2 separate regions of the Mus musculus genome follow, and region 1 is linked to region 2. Evidence: chromatin loops called from intact Hi-C (ENCODE). Cell type or tissue: gastrocnemius. All regions are shown on one strand. Each heading gives the region's core, and the rest is flanking DNA. Links, peaks and the distances in the headings are about the cores only.

Region 1 (12,647 bases), core at 4,493-6,992, 63 kb before region 2:
ACATAAAATAAATAAATCAGTCTCAAAGAAAGAGAAAGAAAGAAAGAGAGAGAGAGAGAGAGAGAGAGAGAGAGAAAGAAAGAAAGAAAGAAAGAAAGAAAGAAAGAAAGAAAGAAAGAAAGAAAGAAAGAGAAAGAAAGAAAGGGAAAGGAAAAGAAAAGAAAAGAAAAGAAAAGAAAAGAAAAGAAAAGAAAGAAAACAGTTTGCTTTTGAACCTTCATGGACAGAAGGAAACTACTTAAAACTTCACACACTCCTAAGTAGGCAAATACTGCCCTATGTCTTTGAGAAAGCCCCCAAAACAAGATCCTAGTGGGTTAAAGAGTGCCCCTCCCCTCTAGAACACAGGGACAAACCATGTTAGGAAGCTGAGAGAGAAGGGCAGTCCTGAAGACTGAGGCTGTCCCATAACCCCAGGTGCCAGTCACAGCAGTATAAAGGCCAGACTCAAGGAGTCTAAGAAATCCATGACTGTGGCCGGGTTGACACCGATCTTCACTGTGCACTGTAACTTTTTGGTGTCTCTTTCATTAGGGGCTATTAAGTTTAATGATCGTCTGAGCCTAGAAGAGAGCTGCCGCCTCATCGAAGCTCTGTCCTTGTCCCAGCTGCCATTTCAGTGTGCTCATGGGAGACCCTCAATGCTGCCCTTAGCTGACCTGGACCACTTGGAGCAGGAAAAACAGGTACAGTTCTACCTTGTTCTAGTTTACTTCCTGTTGCTGTGATAAAACCAACCAAAACACACTTGGAGGCCGAGGGTGTGTGTGGAGGGGGGAGGGGGGCCAATTTGGCTCATGCATCACAATTATACTGCAGGAACGGAAGCAGAGACCCATGAGAGGTGCTGGCTACAGGTTCACTCAGCCTGGCTCTTACAGTACCCAGGACCATCTGCCCAGGAGTGGCACCACCCACAATGGGCTGGACCCTCCCACACCAATTACTAATCAAGAAAATGCCCTATAGACTTGCCTACAGCCAAGCTGACGTAGGCATTTTCTTAAATGAAGTTCCCCTCTTTTCCACAGTGGCTATAGCTTATATAAAGTCGACAAAAAACAACAACAACAACAACAACCAGCATAGACCTATAGAATCAGGAAGAAGTGAAGTTTATCTTTTCTTTTCTTCAGCTTCTGCTATCTATTGTAGTCCATCTTTATCCTCTCCAAACAGGAGAGTTTTGAAAAGCATGCACTGGAAGTTTTATTTAAGGCCATCCACTTGGTCTTTCAGTTCACATTTGAAATGGAGCTTAGACTAAAGGGTCAGCTTATCTCCATGATGGCCTCCTGGTTTCAGCTTCCCATGTGTACATGTATCCTGAATATCATGTATCCTGCACATCAGTTGCCTGCCAGCTCCAAGTTTCATGAGTCCTGAAGGTAGAAATGTCTCGAGCCCACAGCTGTGAGAACATAGCCGGCATCTGGTCCCTTGCGAGTGTGTGCCCTCAGCTGGAGCTGGCTATCTCAGAGGATCTCCCTGCTTTCTCGTCAGCCACGGAAGGAAGCAGCCTTTGGAGATCTCCTGGGCCGTGGCTCTGATCTGTGCCCAAGCAGCGCGTGAACAGTGATGTGGCTGACGCAGGGTCTGCACGGAGTCCTTACACTGAGAACACTTTCTGTTCTTGTTATAATCTGCTCTTCTTTTCTTTTATGTGTAAGGGTGTTCTTTCTTCATGTATGTTTGAGCACCATGTGTGTACACAGTGCCTGTGGAGACTAGAAGAGGGTGTTAGATCCACTCTGGAGTTACAGATGCTTGCGAACCGCCATATGGGTGTTGGTAATTACACCCAGGTGCTCTGGAAGAGCAGTTTGTATTCTTAACCTCTGAGCCATCTCTGCAGCCTCTGTTCACATCTGAAATGAAACAGAAATGGCCGTGCATAGGGTACTGTGTTGCTACTTTCCAGAATCCTTTCTTTTGCTTCTCTTTCTTGCTAATGGCTGTAAAGTCTTTCCTTGCATGGAGATTTCATATACTGTTTGTTCCCTGACTTATCCAGTTAATCTTACTCCACTAAAATTCTTTTAAGGGATTGGAAAAAATGGCTCAGTGGTTAAGAGCACCGGCTGCTCTTCCAGAGAATCCAGGTTTAATTTGCAGCTCCACATGACACTCACAGCTGTCAGCAACTCCACTTTCAAGAGACCTGCTGCCTTCTTCTGAATTCTGCAGGCATAAGGCATGTACATACATACATACATGCATACATGCATACGTACATACATGCATGCAGGCTAAGCAGTCCCACTACCCCTCCACAAAAACCCACCTCTTTGAAAAATCCCTGTCCCCATCACTGAGGAGGTAAGGATTTAGACTTTCAGTTTAATTCTGAGGGATGCTGTCATCTTTTTCTGAGTCCAGGAAGGAGAAATTTAAACACATTTGGAGAGCCATTCTTTGAAATACTTAAAAAAAATAATTGGTATCTATAGTTATTCTCTTTCTTCTCATAGGTTAAACCCAACCTTGCTAAACTTCGCAAAATGGTTCGTGCCTGGCATCTCTTTGGAAAAACAGAGCAGAACCTGCAGCAGCCTATACGTCCTTGTGAGCCTCCATGAGGAGAGGATTCTGGAGTGTAAGGAGACAAGGGAGTGCCGTGCATCCCGAGCAGGAGCAGTGCAGCTGTGGGCAGGTCGGCGGCCCTGAGCGGGCTGGCACATCAGTCCCCCTGAGCAGATGGAGCAGGCACGTGCACTCAAGCCTAAGGGTAGTTTATTTCTTTGCATCCATGCACACAGGAGCTTGACATATAATACCTATCTTTTGTAAGTTGATTTAGTGATAAAATGTAATGATTTTGTAATTGGTGAGTTGGCTTATGTTTGAGGGGCGCAGCTATTGTTTTTAGCAGTTTTCCCCAGCCTCTCAGTTTATATTACGTGAGGATGCTAAGCCCTAAGCGCTGGTCTGCTCTTCTCTGAGCCCCTGGCTCTGCCCCTCCCCATCCATTTCTCTTTTGCATTTGTCTCCTTCACTTCATACCTCTGCTTCTTCACATTGTGCTTTACAGACTTACGGTGTTTCTCTGCTCATTATAAAAATATTTCCCGCCAGGCAGCGGTGGCTCACACCTTTAGTCCCAGTACTTGGGAGGCAGAGGCAGGTGGATTTCTGATTTCAAGGCCAGCCTGGTCTGCAAAGTGAGTTCCAGGACAGCCACAGGGCTACAAAGAGAAACCCTGTCTCAAAAAAACCAAAACAACAACAACAACAACAAAACTTCCTGATGTCTTCCAGAGAGACTAAATTATATTAGGGATTAAAAGTTATTTATAGCTGGGTGTAGTGACATATACCTGTAATCCTAGTACCTGGGAGGCTGAGACAAGTCCGTGACAGGGCACCATTTGCCTAGGCTGGATATATAGCAAGACCTTGACTCAAAATAAATAAGTAAACTATAGACAAAGAGAGACACAAAGACAGAATAGAGAAAGTTTGAAAAGAATTTTTTTAATTCTCTTGGTAACCTGGCTGTCCTGGAACTGGAACTCAGAGATCCCCCTTTGCTGCCTCCGAGTGCTGGGATTAACGGTGCGCGCCACCACTGCCTGGCAAGAAAAATTACAACCCTGTCCCTGGTTTTTTTGATAGTCTTACTGGTTTTTAAAACCAGAGGTGAATGTTTCTATTCTGAACTAATAAAACACTAAAAAATAATGGGTTTGTTTTTGAAAATGAATTTGTACTTTATAAAATGCTTCTGTGAAATTATTATATCAGAATGCATCATTTATTTCATCCTAATCAAGTACGCTCCACACTGGTTTTGCAGGAGATGAGGGTGGTGTGGGTCCTTTCCTCACCGAATGCTGGCTTTATTACATTATGCCTGTGGCCTTAGGATGTCACTTGGGACCGGGACTGATGGTTCCGAAGATGCTTGTTACGCCTCCTTTAATTTGTATTCTCCCTGCTTCTCCAATGACTTATGGTTAATACGGCTCAGACGACTGAAGGACCGTGGGGAAGTCTGGGTGCAAACAAGCCGGCTGGTAATTCTTACTGCAAGGTTTCCCTCTGCTGCGTAATTAACCAGGCGCTGGGAGGGAGGGGTGCCCACAGCAGCTCTCCTGACATCCTGCTCACGGTGGCCTCACCATCAGTGAAAGAATTCTCTATTTTTTTAGTGAAGAAAAGAAATGCGTACTCACGGGGAACAGTGTGTTTGGCAGCGGTCTTGGAGGGTATCGGAGGGATGGAAGTAATGCCTGTGTGAGCCTGGGCCCCAGGGCAGGTGGAGGGGAACCAGCACTCATGTTCCTGCTGGTACTGATGGCTTCATCACTGGAGCCCTGAAGAATGGGCCCTGCTGTCTAAGGCAGGCCTTTGTCCCAGAGCTGTACAAATGAGTGCTTCATGCTCTCGGAGCATCTTGTCTATGTTCAGTGGGGAGATGTGGCCCAGGGCCTCTGCAGCACTGTCCCAGATCAGTGAGGAAGAGAAGGGGGGGGGGGGAACAGAGTCTCCTGTAGCCCAGGCTATCCAGTAACTCAGACAATACTGAGGATGCCCGTTGAACTCCAGCCTTCACTTCTCAAGGCATGCATGGTGACTCACCATGAATCACCGCCATGCTTGCCCTACCAAGAATTTGAAAAAAATCCTTTTATGTCAGCCCAGTTCTCAGGATTTCAAATGAGTGATAGCACTTGTTAACCGAGTGTCGGGCGGCTTTCAGCAGGGTTGCTTCTGTGTTACTGCCAACTCCTGTTTTCCCAAGAGGAGCAGAGAATCAGAAAATGTTTTCTGTGAATTATGTCTTCCTGGCCGGCCTGAGAAGCTAGGAGATAATTATCTTCTTTTAATAATTTATAAGCTCATTTGCATTCACAGCATAAAAACAACTTATTAGCCAAAAATATCTAGTAGATTACTTTTATTGCCTATTAGGGTTTTATATTGTCCTTTTTTAACTCAAGGACCATAAGAACAAAGACACACCACTTAATTTTCTAATATATGCTCGTAATTTTTTAAACATTTGTTTATGTGCGTGTCTCTGTCTGTGGAAGCCAGAGAATGACCTGTGGGAGTAGATACTCTTTTTCTACTGTCCAGGCTTTTGGGAGGGCATCTCTCCCTGGCCCACACCACCTATGCCTCAGATGAGTCGAGGGGCCAGCTCTCCCATGCTCACACCCTTGGGCTTGCTTGGCTCATCCCTGCTACCAGGTGAGGTACAGGGCCAGCTCTCTAAGTACCTCAGCCAGTGTGGGGTGGGGCCAGCTCTGCATAGCCCTTAGACACCAACATGGTTCCCAGCTTGGCCCAGATCCCGTGGTCTATCTGCCCAGACCAGGGACATCCACTTGGCCTATAGTGGTAATGTGAGCCATGGACAATCAGCACAGTTCCCTGTTGCTCCATGGCCGCAGGCCCAGATATGGCCCTCGGTCGCAGCCTTAGCCCATGGTACTTCATGGCTTCAGGTGGCAGGGTATTCACAACAAGCTGTCCCTCTCCACCCACTTGTCTCTAGTCCCACCTCTCTGGACTTGGAGTACTCAAACCACCCGCTTCTCTTTTTCTCTCATCTCTCTACCACATACTGGCACATCATAGAGGCTCCCGCTGTGACCAGGTGGCAGGTGGGCCTCTGGGTGTCGTCCTCACGCCCCTCTGGGTTGCTCATTTTGAAATGGATATTCTGGCTCCTGGTTGTCAATATCCCTTGACATTTTTTATCTTCACACCTCTATATAAATATACACCTCTAATATATATAATACATACCTTTAAATAAATAAATTCCAGATAGAGGATTCCAAACACCAGCACCTTGGCTCAGGAGATCATCCAGGACTCCATCTTTGGCCACTGGGCCATTGACTGCAGGGTGACCTAGGCTGTGCAGGTGTCCTTGGAAACCAGGCCACCCAGCACTGCCTCACCCACCCATGTAATATATTTTTAAAGATTTATTATTTTTGTGTATATATGTGTGAGCATATGTGTACCACCTATGTGTAGGTGCCCACAGAGGCCACAAGAAGGCATAGCATGCAATGGAACTGAAGTCAAAGGTCACTATGAGCCACCATGTGAGTGCTGGGGACAGAACCTGGGTCCTCTGCAAGAACAGTAAGCACTTAACTACTGAGCCATCTCTCTAGTTCCGTGTCTGATTTTATTAGATTAAAATAATTTTGGTTTATGGAATTTATTAGTTTGTCAACTGAGTGGTTCAACTCTATGAAATTTTGGTGGTAAAGGTGTTGGGAACTTCAAAGTAAAAGTTATGAGATGTGAAATGTCACCATTCTTGAGAGTTCCATTTTGGCAATGTTCATCAAAATATATTGAGAAACAAAGATGCATCTGGGTGCCTCTGACTTCAGGAGGCTTAGCTTTAACCAGGGAGAGGGGTAAGGAAACTGAGGACAGAATGTGGATCACTGAATTTCAGCTGGCACTCTGTCACTGGGCTGAGAGGAGAGAGCAGCACTACTGTGAGGTTTAAGACTGTGGGTGGGAGCACCTAGAGAGATTGCTCAGAATGGAAGAGCACATATTCTTGCCAAAGCCCTGGGGTTGATGAGCAACACCCACCTGATGGCTCACAGCCATCTCTAAGTCCAGCTCCGGAGTATCAGACCCTCATCTTGACCTTCTAGGGTACCAGGCACACACATGGTGCATAGACATATATGCAGGCAAAACATTCATGCACATAAAATAAAACATTTAAACTCCTTGCCCCCTGCACCCAGAAACAAAAATGCTCTGTTTAGTAACAGGAACTAGCACCAGAAAAGCCAGGGCCAAGGCAAAGAGTAAGCGAAATGTGGGGGAGGGGACCAGCTCCACCACGACTGCCAGGGAGCTGGTGACAGGAGAAGGGAGAGCTTCGCGCCATCCGGGATAGGGGCTGCACAGACAGAAAAGCAAGGCAGAGCAGGACCAAAATGTTAGAGTCTGGGCCTGAGGGGCCGCATCAGGTGGGAGCAGATGCGGTTCAGCAGTTCCCAGAAGCCCTGGCGGCCAAGCCTCAAGTGGGAGCCTGGCATGCTCATCTGGAGAAGAGCCATTCTGACATGAAACCCAGAGTGCTGGTCCTGCATCCCATTAAAGCCCAGGAGTGGGGCTGGGGAGAAAAAAGGCCAGTTTCGTTAAAAAAACACTCTGACCTCTGTGCATTCAGCAGGGTACAAAGATGCCTTCACACACATGTCACACAAACATACACATAACAAACGTAATTCTTTAAGAGAATGGTGCTACACACCTGTAATCCCAGTATGTGGCAGGCTGAGGCAGGAGGATCAAGATTTACAAAGAATCGGTCATAAACCACAACAAAACACACATTATTAGGCTTACAGAGAGAACTGGACAGTGTGTCTGCCACTGTACTTTGCCACTCACAGACTGTGAGACAGCTAAAAGGTGGGGCCAGGATGAGAGGGAAAGAAGGAAGTCTAGAGAGACTGAAATTGTAGCTATTCTGCACCAGATAAACGCTGTATCCTTACTCTTCCTCTGTTCGCTGGCCTGTCTTTAAGAAAGTGGGTTGTGCCCATTGCCTCAGAAGGTACAGTCAAAGGTCATTGTGTGGCCCCAACCTGTCTCAAACCCTCAGAGCACTTCTCCCTATGCCCATTCCTTGATGTTTCCTCCTCCTCCTCTTCCTCTGCCTCTTCCATCACCTCTGATAAAGACATCCTGACTAAAACTGGGAGTGGCTTACCTTACCAGTTGAATGCTGAGCAGAAAGCTAGATCCAGCAGCAATCCGAGTTCGGCCAGCCTCTCTCGAGGTTACACTTAAAACTCACTAGTGCTTATTTCAAAAGCAAAGAGTGGCGGCTAGTGACTCAGAGGCAGTGTGGAGCCAGCTACTGCTATTTATCCTTTGATTTGGCTTGCATTTTAAAAACTCGTTTAGATTTATCATGTTATTTTATGTGTATGGGTATTTTGCTTGTATGTGTCTGTGCACCAGGTGTATGTCTAGTGCCCTCAGGTCAGTGACCACAGAGGACAAAAGGAGGCACGAGATCCCCTGGGACTGGAGTTACAGACAGCTGTGAACCACCGTGTGTGGTGCTGAGAATCCAACCCAGGTCCTCTGCAAGAGCCTAAGTACTGAGCTATCTCTCCAGCCCCTGGTTGGCATTTTTGTTAGGTTGTTTGATAACAAGGTCTCTCTCTGGGCAGTCCTGGCTGCCTCAGAGCTCACTGTAGACCAGGCTGGCCTCCAACTCACAGAGATCCTGCTGTCTCTGCTTCCAGATTAAAGGCATGGATCACCACACCTAGCCTGGTTTGCAGTTTTGAGACAAAGTTTCACTCTGTAAGTGGCCCAGACTGCCTCAAAGTTGGAATCTTCCTGCCTCGGCTGCCTAATTGGGATTAGCCAGGGTGAGCGCTGTACCCTGCTTCCTTCTCTTAACCAGCTTTGTGTCCTTGCTCCTTACAAGCAATGCTAATCTTTCATATGTACAACTTGGTCCATCAGGCCCACTCAGCCGTGAATACTAACATGTAGTGACAAAATTCAAAAGGCTCTATACCGTCTACTTGACCTCTCAGAAACTCCTCATGTTAGGGTGGGTTCAGTGACTCAGCTGGACTTCTACAGATTGTGAATTTTAGGGATCTGGTCAGGTTTTCACTTAATTCACCACAAGCTAGCTTCTTTTCCAGGCAGACTTGATTCTAAATGCAGTCAGCATGCGTAGGGGAGGAAACCAATCAGGAGTCTCCCTGGCACAGCAATTACTGGAAACATCCAATCTGTGGCACCTTTGTTGTGAGTGACACAGAGATGGGAGTTCTTTATTAATAACTACGTAGTGTCCTGGCGCAGCTGCTTGGTGATGGAGCTCGGTGGCAGAACGCTTGCCTCCCATATACAAAGCCTTGAGTTCTGGTCCCAGTTCTGCACACAATGGTGTACAGAGAAGGACCAGATACAAAGGACTTGCAAACTTGCAAACCCCATTTCAAAAGACTTCTTTCAGGGTAACTTAGGTGCATATCTACTGATGCAGAATTTATTATTTTTAATTTTTTTGTAAACTGTGTATGTGTGTGTACATGCACACACATGTAGAAGGTAGAGACCAACTTGTAGAAGTCCATTTTATCCATCCTTTATCCTTTATACCAGGATTGGCAGTGAGTTCGCTTTTCCAGCTGAGTCACTGAACCCACCCTAACATGAGGAGTTTCTGAGAGGTCAAGTAGACAGTATAGAGCCTTTTGAATTTTGTCACTACATGTTAGTATTCATGGCTGAGTGGGCCTGATGGACCAAGTTGTACATATGAAAGATTAACATTGCTATAGAGTTCAGTAGTACAGCCAGTGCCAGGCAGCTTTTGTTATTCAAAGACTAATGCAAGTTTTCGGGTTTTAAAAATGGTTTTGAAGCATATTTGTGAAACCCAGTCTGAGTACCAGCATTTCTCTGAGGATCACTTTACATCACACTTGCATTTTTTTTTTTTTTTTTTTGGTGAGAGTATGTTTTCAGACTTCTGAAGCTAAATTAGGAGTTTCTGTTCCTTATTCAAGTTCCAAGAATTATGCCTTTCCTGCCCTCTGCCCAACTTGGAAGATGAGACCGTGGGAACAAATGTCTTTACAAACTGCATTCGTTATCTGGCGGGTTATTTGGTGTGTTCGGGAAGACATCTGCAGCCATGGCTCTTGTTTCTATAATTCTATCCAAGCATAAAGTTTTTTTTTTTTTCCTGGGTCCTGCCTGCAGGACAGTATTGTGAGGTAGGCCTGGCGAGGCTGGGGGTTGCAAGTCTTTGGTCATGACCCTGTCGGTGAGTGCCGCTTCTCTTCCTGGCCGTAGCCAATCCTTGAACAGGAAAAGGAGGAGAAGGGGTAGGTTGGCTTAAGTGACTTAAGTTGTAGAGTCCACAGCGGCATCCTGCCCTTCTCTTCTGGGCTCGAAGACAGCTTCTGTCTCACGCTCATCTGTCTCAGTTGTGCCTGGAAAGACACTGGTGCTAATTTTAGACAGAGACTGGGATGCACAAAAAGTGTCGTGGCAAGCCAGAAACAAATTTCGAGGCCCCGACTTGCTGCTGTGCTTAATCCAAACCACACAATTGTACCCAAGTGAGTTGCTGATAGAGTTGCTGTTTGCAGAGACAATGGCTCATAATTGGCAGACACGCACCACTTCCTGAGAAAGCACAGCATCTTCTAGGCAGGAAATAATTAGAAGTCTGAGTGAGTCAGGCAGGCTCTTAGATCCTTCAGGTCAACCCTCTGTGATCTATGACCATCCCCCAGCAAAGCACAGAGACCTCTCAAGTTGCTATCCGCCTCAATGCCTTTCTCTTACAACTTACTTTCAACCAGTTTACTGAAATGTGGCTATCAAACTACCCCTCCAAATCACTCAGTGCCTTAGGGGTTAAATGTGAGGATTCCTAAGCTCCTTCTCTTCATCCAGACTCTGCCACAAGAGATGGAGATCTCATGGGGAAGTCAGTTTGAGCAGTGGGTCCTAACACACAGGATTTATCCCAAGGCACTTTGTCAAAACTCCATTGGAAAGCACTACGCGGACAACTGGGGTCTATAGCTTGCTACCACTGCTGTTCTTTCAACTTTTAACTCTGCATTCATGGGTGATGCTTGAGTGGAGTGAGGGTCACATTACATACTGCTTGTGAGTTCTCTCAGCACCAGCCACCCTGACTCATGGAACAGAATATGGACTTGCTTACAAATACCTCCCCCACTCTAACTGGTAATGCGAGCATGCCTTTGACAGGTGGCCTGTCACTCCCAACCGAATGGAATTACGTTAGCCAGCTGTAGCTAACTACAACCATTCGGAAGGCCGCCGTGCTTGCTGCTGGGCCACCAGCAGTCACTTGAGAAGCTGCACACCTGTCATTTGGGAATGTGGGTCAGAAGCCCGAATTTGGAAAGTGCCCCTGTAGCTTTTTTAATATTGAGAACTAATGCAAATTCAAGGCTGGGAAAACCAACCAAGATGCTTTCAACTGCTGTCCAGCTGCTGCAGCTGCTGCAGGAGGAACTTCACCTGCAGCCTGCGCAGCGTTGCTGCGTAAATTCCATATTTACTTTACCTTCTTGCTGTTGCCAAACACAGGCTGTGATGGAGCTACCCTGATAGTTTACTGTGTCCCTGGATTCCTTCAAGTAATCCTGCAAGTGCAGGCTCCTAGCTGCCTGTCCGACTAATCAGTCCTCAGCCTCGTCAGAAAAGGAAGCTTTAAGTGATTCCCTTCTTCCCGAAATCTGATGTGGCAGTCTAGAAGTAGACCCCAAGGTGGTGTATTTTAAGCTCCATGAGGCTCATCTTTTTATTTTCTTTTTAAAGAGTTATTTCATGTATGTGAGTACACTGTAGCTGTCTTCAGACACACCACAAAAGGGCATCAGATCCCATTACAGATGGATGTGAGTCACCATGTGGTTGCTAGGATTTGAACTCAGGACCTCTAGAAAAGCAGTCAGTGTTTCTAACCACTGAGCCATCTTTCCAGCCTGAGGCTCAAGTTTTAAAGCCATTACTGTAGATACCAAAAAGATGTTTGGGGCCCTTTCCAGTTAGTTGTACGGAGAAACTGCTTTTATTTGTACTTGTTTTAGGCTTCCCTCTCTGACCACAGCCTCTATGCAGACAGAGAAGGGGCCACTCTGACGCTTCAGTCCATTCAGAGCTCAGAACAATAAACGAACTTGAGGAGTTTCCAGTAGCTTTTATTGGCAAAAGGTCTGGAAGGCATTTCTGAGCAAACACCAACCCAGCAAAGTAGTCATGGCATGTCTAGCACACTACTGAGCTAGAAGGTTGAAGTTCCTGAAGCAAACACAGCCTGAGTGGCTCCAAAATCCCCAGGTAAGCGAGCCCTGCTGCTCAGCTAAGCCTGGAAGGCAGGAGCAGTCCTGGACGCACTCATCACTGGAGATGAGCAGGAAGGCAGGAGACACTGAGGGCTCAGGCTGGCCTCCCCTCCCCACTGTAGCAGCAATGCTGTGTCTCCACTCCACTCTGGGTCCGCATAGGGCAGGCCGTGTCAGAGGACGTGGTCATCAGGATGATAGAGCTCGCTCATCAGGCGGTAGATGTAGGATGGTGCGTTCCCGCCAATGTTGGAGATAAAGAGGGTAATGAGGTCGGGGGGCACGTAGTCAAACACAGGACAGTGGACGCTGACCTTCTCCAGAATGTCTCCTGCAAGACAATCACATGCTAGGGGTAAACTGAGGATCCAGCTCTATCGTCACAGAGTGTGAGTTCAATAATGCTAGACAGTTGTGGCAGAGTTCAAACCGGGAGATGTGGCTTCAACTTGTGATTCTCACGCTAACGCTTTCCAGTGGCTGAGTCAGGTAGACGGCCAGTGAGAAGACAGCCAGAGACACTGCCTCAAACTAGAACAAACTATACCAGTTAAACCAACCTCTCTCATGTCTTTTCATAGCACATAAAATTCAAACCTGGGACTGGAGCAGTGACTCACTGGCCAAGGTACTAACTAGCCGCTCTTCCAGAGGACCTGGTTTTGATTTCTACCACCACATAGCAGCTCACAACCAGCTGTAACTCTAGATCCAACGGATCCAATGCCCCTTTCAAGTTCTGAAGAAACCAGCCTTGCATGTGGTACACAGACAGACATG
Region 2 (2,500 bases), core at 1-2,500:
GCCACCTTGTCAGCATCGCACAGAGGAGGCGAGCCAGACACTACAGTTCTGTGATTTGCTCCACTGGCCAGCGTGGAAAGGGGCTCTAGATCTGGACTTGGCCTGTCTCACGCCTGCTGCCTTTCTTGGCAGTCACCATGTTCTTCATAGCCACAGTTAGCCACACTGCCCGGCTCTGCCTAGGACTCTAGCTGCCCTCTTTGAACCTGAGCCCTGGCTCCAGGCCCTCTCCACTCTGCCAGTATTAGAGGCCTTGAGTCAACCTGTTCACTTCCAGCCAGACACCAATAGCTCAGTCAGGAGTCCCTCCTTGCCTCCTCCCCCAGGGGCTGAATGGTGACCTTTACCTTTTATATCATCTTTTTTCTGACTTGCCCATCTGCAGAGGTGTGACTGGGCAAAGTGGGCTGGCTCAGGACAGCATACACTCAGGGCCCATGCGGCCCCTCCTGTCTGGAACACTGCTCTTGGGAACTACTGAAGAGATCTCTTTCCAGCAAGCCAGGCAACAGGGACACCTTTCTTTTTACTTCTGGGCCAAGAGCCATGGCCCCAGAAGGCAGAGCTGGGACATGCCTGGAGACTGCGAAGCAAGCTCCCTGCTGTTGCCACGGTGGGGCTGGGTTAAGCCCAGGCAGGCAGTCTTAGCTGGTAGTCACCATTGCCCTGACCACAATCTTGTTCATCATTTACTTTCTTGAGGGGCTCCCAGAGTGTACCCCTAGAAGGAACGGGGAAAGTGAACAGAGAAAAAGTTTAAAAAGCAGAAAGCAGAATCAAAAGATCCCAGCTCTTGATGCCAAGAGGCTGGGACGAGCAGAAACATGTGATGAAAAGCCCCAGAGGGGAACATCGACCTCCCTGGGGATTGCCAGGACCTAGGGTAGGGCTGGGAGCGCAAGCACTGGGGCCCCCACCCCGCCACAGCTTCTTCACCAGCTCGGTGCTGCCCCCTAGCGGCGCTGGAGCAACCGCCTCACCAGGACCTAGGGACTGTGGGAAGTGGGTGGTAGCAGGAAACATCCATTTACTCGTCTCCCCTGCATCTTTCCGTTTCCCTAGACCTATTCTGGAGACGACAAAGGCAGAAAGGTAAGTGTACTTAGTGCGCGGGGAGGTTGTCGGACCTGCCAGCCGCTGTCCGAGCACGAGGAACCCTCTGTACTGACGCTTGGTTTATTGCAGGAGGAAAACCAAGGGGAAGAGGAAGAGGAGTAGAAACTCACAGACTGAGGAACCCCACCCGTGAGTATGCTGGGGCCCAGGACTGGCACAAAGGCTGAGCCTGAGGGGGTGGGGCACTGGGGATGAGGTCTTGCGATGAGAACAGGGAATCCACTTTTAAGGTCTAAGGCGTGCGGGGCATGGTGGCGCACGCCTTTAATCCCAGCACTCAGGAGACAGAGGCAGGCGGATTTCTGAGTTCGAGCTCTACAAAGTGAGTTCCAGGACAGCCAGTGCTATACAGAGAAACCCTGTCTCGAAAAATAAATAAATAAATAAATTTTAAAAAAAGGTCTAAGGCGCATCCAGGGACTTTAATTCTTGTCCCTTATCTCTTTGTGGCCTTAAACAAGTCCCTTTCCTTGTAAAATGATGGGCCTGGGAGTACAACAAGCAATGTGCTACTGTGCAGGGATCACTGCTGTGTGCCAGGCACCTAGGTGACAACCACATGCCCTGTTCTTCCAGATCATGCCTTCTCCTACATAGTTGGCCACTTCTGGGCATCTCTGGGGCAGGTGCAGTGCGTCTGCCGCTCTCAGGTTCCCAGGCCAGTGTGTCTCTCTGTCTTTGGATCCCTCCCTTCATCTCCCCTCTCCCTGCCTTGCCCATCCTTGCTTCACCCTAGGGGTAGCAGGCTGGAGTCCCAGGTTACAGAGTCACAGTGTAGCTGGAAGAGAGGGGTGGGGGAAGGGACACTCCCACCTGGCAGCCAAGCTAGCCAGAGCTAAATGATCAGCACACACCACACAGATATCAGGTGCCACTGTGCCATCTCTCAGATATGGGTTCTCAGGGGTCTTGTTCAGGTATCGCCCCAAAGAATTTTAATAGTTCATGTGCCTCTCGCTTAATTTTAGGTTGGCCTTGAACCTATGCCTAGAGGAGGATTGTTTTATTTTGTTTTGTTTTACATAGGATGCTATGTAGTCCAAGCTGGTTTTAAACTCACAGCAATCCTGCCTCATGTGCTCACTGTGAACTTCTCTTTCTTTCTTTCTTTCTTTCTTTCTTTCTTTCTTTCTTTCTTTCTTTCTTTCTCTCTCTCTCTCTCCCTCTCTCTCTCTCTCTCTTTCTTTCTCTCTCTCTTTCTTTCTTTCTTTTTTTATTAATTTTTAAATTTTTATTTATTTATTCTGGTTTTTTTTTTCAAGACAGAATTAACTCTGTGTGGTCCTGGCTGTCCTGCATCTCACTCTGTAGACCAGGCTGTACTCACAGCGATTCACCTGCCTCTGCCTCCTGAGTGCTGGATGAAAGGCATGTGTTACCACTG

Evidence for each region. Peaks named below come from ENCODE experiments on the same cell type or tissue, not always from the same donor. Only the 100,000 strongest peaks of a DNase experiment are listed, where the experiment ranks them.
Region 1: a loop joins it to region 2, with 2.5 times the contacts of the local background. A loop is called at or near these places in 4 of 42 quality-filtered maps.

The regions. Positions count from the first base shown.
Region 1 is chr12:85,225,554-85,238,200 of GRCm38, reverse strand. Eif2b2 (eukaryotic translation initiation factor 2B, subunit 2 beta) reads right to left here. Exons shown (of 8, transcript NM_145445.4): 8 at 11,573-12,198. The coding sequence ends at 12,041. It overlaps Mlh3 (mutL homolog 3), which reads left to right. Exons shown (of 12, transcript NM_175337.2): 11 at 535-686; 12 at 2,472-3,735. The coding sequence ends at 2,579. Among named protein-coding and RNA genes, the nearest start is that of Eif2b2, 12 kb to the right of the region's middle. In gastrocnemius, for the core only: no CTCF peak of the experiment used is centred there; no DNase peak of the experiment used is centred there.
Region 2 is chr12:85,168,103-85,170,602 of GRCm38, reverse strand. It overlaps Pgf (placental growth factor), which reads left to right. Exons shown (of 7, transcript NM_008827.3): 5 at 1,063-1,092; 6 at 1,186-1,245. Among named protein-coding and RNA genes, the nearest start is that of Pgf, 8.0 kb to the left of the region's middle. In gastrocnemius, for the core only: a CTCF peak has its summit at 968 (motif pointing left); DNase peaks (open chromatin) are centred at 157, 532, 946 and 1,266; H3K4me3 peaks cover 1,113 bases; H3K27ac peaks cover 1,435 bases.